2 separate regions of the Mus musculus genome follow, and region 2 is linked to region 1. The links are chromatin loops, found by intact Hi-C in ENCODE. Cell type or tissue: left cerebral cortex. All regions are shown on one strand. Links, peaks and the distances in the headings refer to the core of each region. The heading gives the core; the rest is flanking DNA. Region 1 has its middle 72 kb from the start of Cypt1. Region 2 overlaps Maoa (monoamine oxidase A).

Region 1 (2,928 bases), core at 272-2,771:
TTTGTCACAAAACAAAGAATATAAAACAAATGGTTACATTGTCACACTTACATTGTATGTGTTTTGCTACCAAAAAAAAAAAATCCATTAAATTAAATACACTGTAAGTCAGTTCTTCTCCTTTGAGCATCTGCTCAATTGTGACAGAGAGATAGCCTTCATTTGTTTTGCAGCTGTAGAGAGGAGTCAGGGTAGAAGTGAACAGAGGGCCATAGATTCAGCATGACAGGATGAAGCCAATGTTTAAGGTTCGCTAACTAAAATTCAAAAATGTCCCCAGCACTTGGGAGGATGAAGCAGGAGGGTAGCTGTAATTTCAAGGCAAAGCAAAACAAACAACAACAAAAAAAACTATATAAATAACTACATAGCTAGGCCTGGTGGCACAGGCCTGTAATCCCAGCTGCAAGCAAAGCAACAGAAAGAGGATTGTACACTGCAGACAAGTTACATGGCACAATTAAACAACATGAGCCTTGTTCACACAGTGAAATTTTCTCAGATTAAAAAGAACCTGAAACCATGACATTTGAACTAGAGTCCACTTTGTCAAGGAAAACAAGCCAGGTTCAGACAAATGTCACATTTTCTTTCATGGAAAGAATTTAAGATTAAATGTGTGTGTTGGGAGATCATGAAGAGAAGAAGAGGATATGTTGGGAGTAAAGGGAGGGGATAATGGAACTCTTGTGACAGAGAAGCAGAAGACAGTAGCATTTCAAAGAAGGAAGAGGAGGGTAGAAAGGACAAAAGAGGACACAGAGCAAGGGGGATGAATGGCAACGAAGGAAAGTAATAGATTACTTTGTGTCACTTTGCATGGTAACTTATAATTAATTTTTCAAAAAGAAATTATCTAAAAAAAATTCTATTCTGCCACTTGAGTTCCCAAAACCAAACTTCTTGGGACAGAAATGTTATGAATTTATTATTAAATATTTGTATGTACATTAGCTACCCTAAAGAGGGAACCAAATCTGAAAAATTCATTTATGATTCATCCACATCTTATATCCATAACCAGAATGTCTGTTATTTGTTTACTGAATAATGAATTGTACACTGGGCCTTACACTTGCTAGGAAAGTTCTCTTTCACTGAGCTACATCTCCAGCCTCTTGTAATCCTATATGATATTTTACATGTTTGAGTTTTGCTCACAACCCTTCCTAAGAAGCCAGATGCTGAATTTTCCCTCTGTAGCTCCATGTTAGTACACAAAACAGTTCCAATTTTAGACCATCTCAGATATTCAGATTAGGGCTCTGCAGTCTATGTTGGCTTTCTCTGTAATTAACGTGAGACACAGGCCACCTGGACCTCTTTATTTGTGAGCAAGGTTCAGTTTTCACCCTGCTTACCAACGTCTTCCTGGGACAGCCTCTGCATGGGAGGAGCCATTTCATTCAATATTCTAACAAGTCTGCACTGTGGTGACAGGCTGCCAGAAGGTGGCAGCAAAAGACTATCTGGCAGAAAAATATGGCTGGATATTCTAAAAGAAAGAATAAAAATTATTTTCAAAGCTAGGCCCCCACCTTGATTCAGGACTGATCCCAGTTTAGTTTAACATACCTGGGGCCAAGAGATGTATAGCAGGATCAAAAGTCACTTCCAGAGTGCCCAATTCCAAAGGAAAGATAAAAGCAAACTTGGCCAGTTAAACTCATTGACTCTGGACATCTGGATCAGAATAATGACTTCCCTTGAGACATCACATATTTTGCTTAATGAACTTCCACTAAGAAAAACAATAGGAAAACCAAGGGAACTAAGATTTGGGAACGATGCCTATGCTTGTCTTTTTCTTTGTCCTCCAGATTTAGATTCACTTTCTTCCCTTTTCGTTATAGCCCCTAAGAGCCTGGATCCCAGGACAATATTCAGAAGCTCTGTTGTCCTCTGGTTTCAAGAGAAAGGTACATGTGCATAGGCCTTTGCTCCCATTTATTCCTCTCTATAATGTTGCCTCAACCAGGAGCTGTTATAGAAAGCTCTTCCTCCAAAAGGGTCTGCTCTAAGCTCTCACTCTCACTGACAGCAGCTGCTGCTATCCATCGTCTCTTCTGATATCTAGATGCTGTTGTCTCCTGTACTGGTAAAAGTGTTCTTCATCCCATCCAAATGTTATTCTTTAAACTCTTTGTAAATAATCCTTTCTTAAGTTATCCTAAATGATGTGGGTCATGTGATGTTGCTAGGACCTTGTCTAATATACAACATATGTTAGTTATCTCTCTCATTGCTGTGACAAACATCTAACAAAACAACGTAATGAATGATAAAGAGTTTGGTTTTGGTCACAATTTCAGCATACAAATATCAGTGTGAAGTCGTGGTACAGAAGGCATGGTGACAGAGCTTTTCAATGGCTGATTACTTTGCACCAATAATCAGAAAGAAGATGACTGGCCAGTGGTGTACTGTTCATTTCTCCTTTGTATTTGGGTTTGAACTGCAGCTCATGGAATAGGGCCACCCACATTTAGAGGGATTGTTAAGCTTCTTAGTTAAGTACCCTCACAAACACACTGTGTTAGTTATTTTCTGTTGCTGTGACAAAAGAGTGACCAAAAGCAACCTGGTGGAAGAAGAGATGATTTGGCTTAAACTTCTACATCACAGTCTATCACTGAAGGAGTCAGGATAAAAACCTGAAGCAGATGTAGAATCAGAGCCCAAAGAGAAACACTACTTACTGACTTGGTCTTTGGGGCTTGTTCAGTTTGCTTTTGTACATACCCCAAGACCACCTGCCCAGGGTGTCACACCCCAAGTAGGTTTGGCACTTACATTTCAATTATTAATCAAGAAAATACCTCACAGGCCCTTCTGTAGGCCAGTCTTATGGAGGCAATTCTTCAATTCAGGTTCCCTCTTCCCAGATGACTCTAGCTTGTGGCAAGTTGACAAAAAGTAAGCAGGACA
Region 2 (2,928 bases), core at 337-2,836, 230 kb after region 1:
CATTCAGACAATCTACATTTCATAAGAACCATGCAAATAGGCAGTGTTATTCATTGTAATCCCCAGAAAAATAGTCACCCTGTGACTGGGTAGGTGTCCCCAGGAAAATGGATGTCAACACAAAGAGTAGTATCAGTGTGCTAGGTAAGATTGCAGTTGTCAGCAGCATTTGTGAAATTAGGACAACTACATTGTCTTTTGGGAAGCCTTTTGAGCTTACCTCAACATTTAGTCTCACAGGACTACCCTATACTCTAGTACTAGTATACACAGAAGGACACTGTCTGCATGTATTCAATACATATGTCTTGTCAACAGAGGAACATCAGATATTTCTCTTAAGAGGGAAGAATTCTCAGTGTCTACAGCTGAGGTACAAGGAGATCTACATGGCCTGGGAGTCTACCTCTACTTAGAAACCTTGTTTCACATACATTATTACTTTGTCTTACAGACATAGGATATAGTATCCCACTTGCTCAGTATCACAGAAATAGATAGAACACAGAAAGAAGCCTAAAATGATAGCATTCTACCAGGCATTTACAGTTCCTTCATAATTCTCCCCATCTGGATATAGTTATTACTGAGGGGTGGGGGAAAAGGTGACTTTTTCAGCAAATAGTATATTATGTGGTCACATCACAACTTTATGAAGTTTCTAGAGGACCAAATCTAGAATGTAAGCATCAGGTTACATCTGTTCATAGAGAAAGAAGCAGCACTTGTTTACCTGTACTTTCAAGAGCTTGTTGTTTAGCTTTTTCTTCCTTAACAGAATCAAACATCTAGTGTTAGTAATAACAAAACTGATCAATGGGTCTAGTTCTGGAGTCTCAGTACAGGTCTAGATGATATAAATAGAATTAACGAGGAAATGAGGCACAAGAGTCTTGAATTGGAAATAGGAATGCCAGTGGGTTGAGATGAAGGCTTTGGGCTGGGACAGTTTAGAGGAGCCACAGGAGTGGCAAAGATAACACCAAGAAGATTAAGGTAGAGAGTTACCCATTGAATCTATCTCTTCTTTGGTCCTGTATATCAGAATTTTCTTATAGAAAGAACCTATTTGCTCACCCTTAGCTAGTCCCCATAAATGTTCAGAGAAATTTACACATTACATTATATTATTTCAGGACTACTTACTTCATAGACTTCCTGGGGTCTCTCTTCTGCCAGAAATGACAGTGTCTATATCTTCCCTCTTGCCATTACAATCTCTTTTGTTGTCCTAAAAAATGCTTCATGACCCAAATCTGAGGATGTGTATTATCTTGAATAGAAGGCAATATAATGAATACAATGGGCTATAAATAGGGAATATAACTGTGAGATGTTAACTAAGGAGTTGAATTCATGTTCTCATAGGCTGACTAGCTGGCTGAAAATAGGTCAGCATCCTCTTTAGTGATGAATAAACTTAGTCTGCTTCCCCCAGGTTCAGATCCTTGTGCATGGGTCCAGGAAACAAAGAACTGCATTTTACTTTGGGATGAGACACTGGCATTTCCTCCTTGATTAGTTTCCCTTCCCTTTGTGGAGTAAATGAAGGTGGGGAGTGATTGGATAATTTCCCCTCAGCACCTTCCCATGTAACTATGTGACATCTTTTTTTCTTTAAAGGGTGATTCGGCAGCCAGTAGGCAGGATTTACTTTGCAGGCACAGAGACAGCAACACAGTGGAGTGGCTACATGGAAGGTGCAGTTGAAGCTGGAGAACGAGCAGCTAGAGAGGTAAGGAAGGAAACTAAGGTGTACTCCTTTTTCAATTGTAATTTCATCATGGGCAGCAGTACTGGGAATTGAACTGAAGGTGGCATGCATGAGAGGTATGGGTTATTCCAGTGAGCTATAGCTCCAGCCCTATAAGAAACATTTTTGTCATCTGATCTTTCTGATTATTTTATCTTTACAGAAAGATAAAATATACAGAAAGAAACTATACAGAAAGAAACTAGATATTTGGGCTATTTCATTGACACAATTGTGCACATATGTGGAGTACACAAAATTTTGATGCCTGTGTGTAGTATACAGTGGTCAAATCAAGATCATTATCATCTCCTTCACATCATATATCTATCATTTCTTTGAAATATTCAAATCCTTTCTTCTAGCTCTTTGGAATTACATAGTAAATTGTGATTATCTTTAGTAACCCATTCTATTGCTATAGAATGTTAGAATTTATTCCACCCAATGAATTATATTTTGATATTTATTATCCAGTCCCAGTAGCCTTACTCTCTGGTACATTTCTTAGCTTCTGGTACCCTCTGTTGTTTTCTCCATTTCTATAGGATCCACTTACTTGCCTTCTGTGTATAATGGATAGCATGTACTATTTGTCTTTCTAAGCATGGCAGATTTCATTTATGATTGTGTTGTCCTCTAAACTCATCCATGTTGTCACATTGACAGGATTTCACTCTTATTTAAAACTGAATAATCTTTCATTGTATATGAATAACAAAATTTCTTTATCCATTCATGCATCTATTTCTTGATACTGATAGTCTATGTATGCTATGTATGCATTTCTTTGCCACCCACCTGTGGGTTCACCAATGTTTAATATGATTTTGAATCTGTTAACAGTATATAATGTCACAGTATAATGCTGTAATCACTTTCTTTCAGGTCTTGAATGCTCTAGGAAAAGTTGCCAAGAAGGATATATGGGTTCAAGAGCCTGAGTCCAAGGTAAGTTTGATTACTCCATATCTACAGACCAACTACAGCACATAAAATTGCACTGTCCTTCATTTAGCCTCTGCTTTTACTATAGATGCAACTGTCTTAGCATAGAAATACATACTACTACAGATAGGCTTTGTTTCTTTTAACTATAGCAAGAATTTCTATTAATGATCTGTGTTCATCTGTTTAGGATGTTCCAGCTCTTGAAATTACCCACACCTTCTTAG

What was found. A loop is a pair of places that touch in the nucleus more often than their neighbours do. Peaks named below come from ENCODE experiments on the same cell type or tissue, not always from the same donor. Only the 100,000 strongest peaks of a DNase experiment are listed, where the experiment ranks them.
Region 2: a loop joins it to region 1, with 6 times the contacts of the local background. A loop is called at or near these places in 3 of 42 quality-filtered maps.

The regions. Positions count from the first base shown.
Region 1 is chrX:16,449,472-16,452,399 of GRCm38, forward strand. No RefSeq gene overlaps it. Among named protein-coding and RNA genes, the nearest start is that of Cypt1, 72 kb to the right of the region's middle. In left cerebral cortex, for the core only: a CTCF peak has its summit at 1,450 (motif pointing right); a DNase peak (open chromatin) is centred at 1,399.
Region 2 is chrX:16,682,341-16,685,268 of GRCm38, forward strand. Maoa (monoamine oxidase A) reads left to right here. Exons shown (of 15, transcript NM_173740.3): 13 at 1,624-1,735; 14 at 2,642-2,704; 15 at 2,892-2,928. Among named protein-coding and RNA genes, the nearest start is that of Maoa, 64 kb to the left of the region's middle. In left cerebral cortex, for the core only: a CTCF peak has its summit at 1,794; no DNase peak of the experiment used is centred there.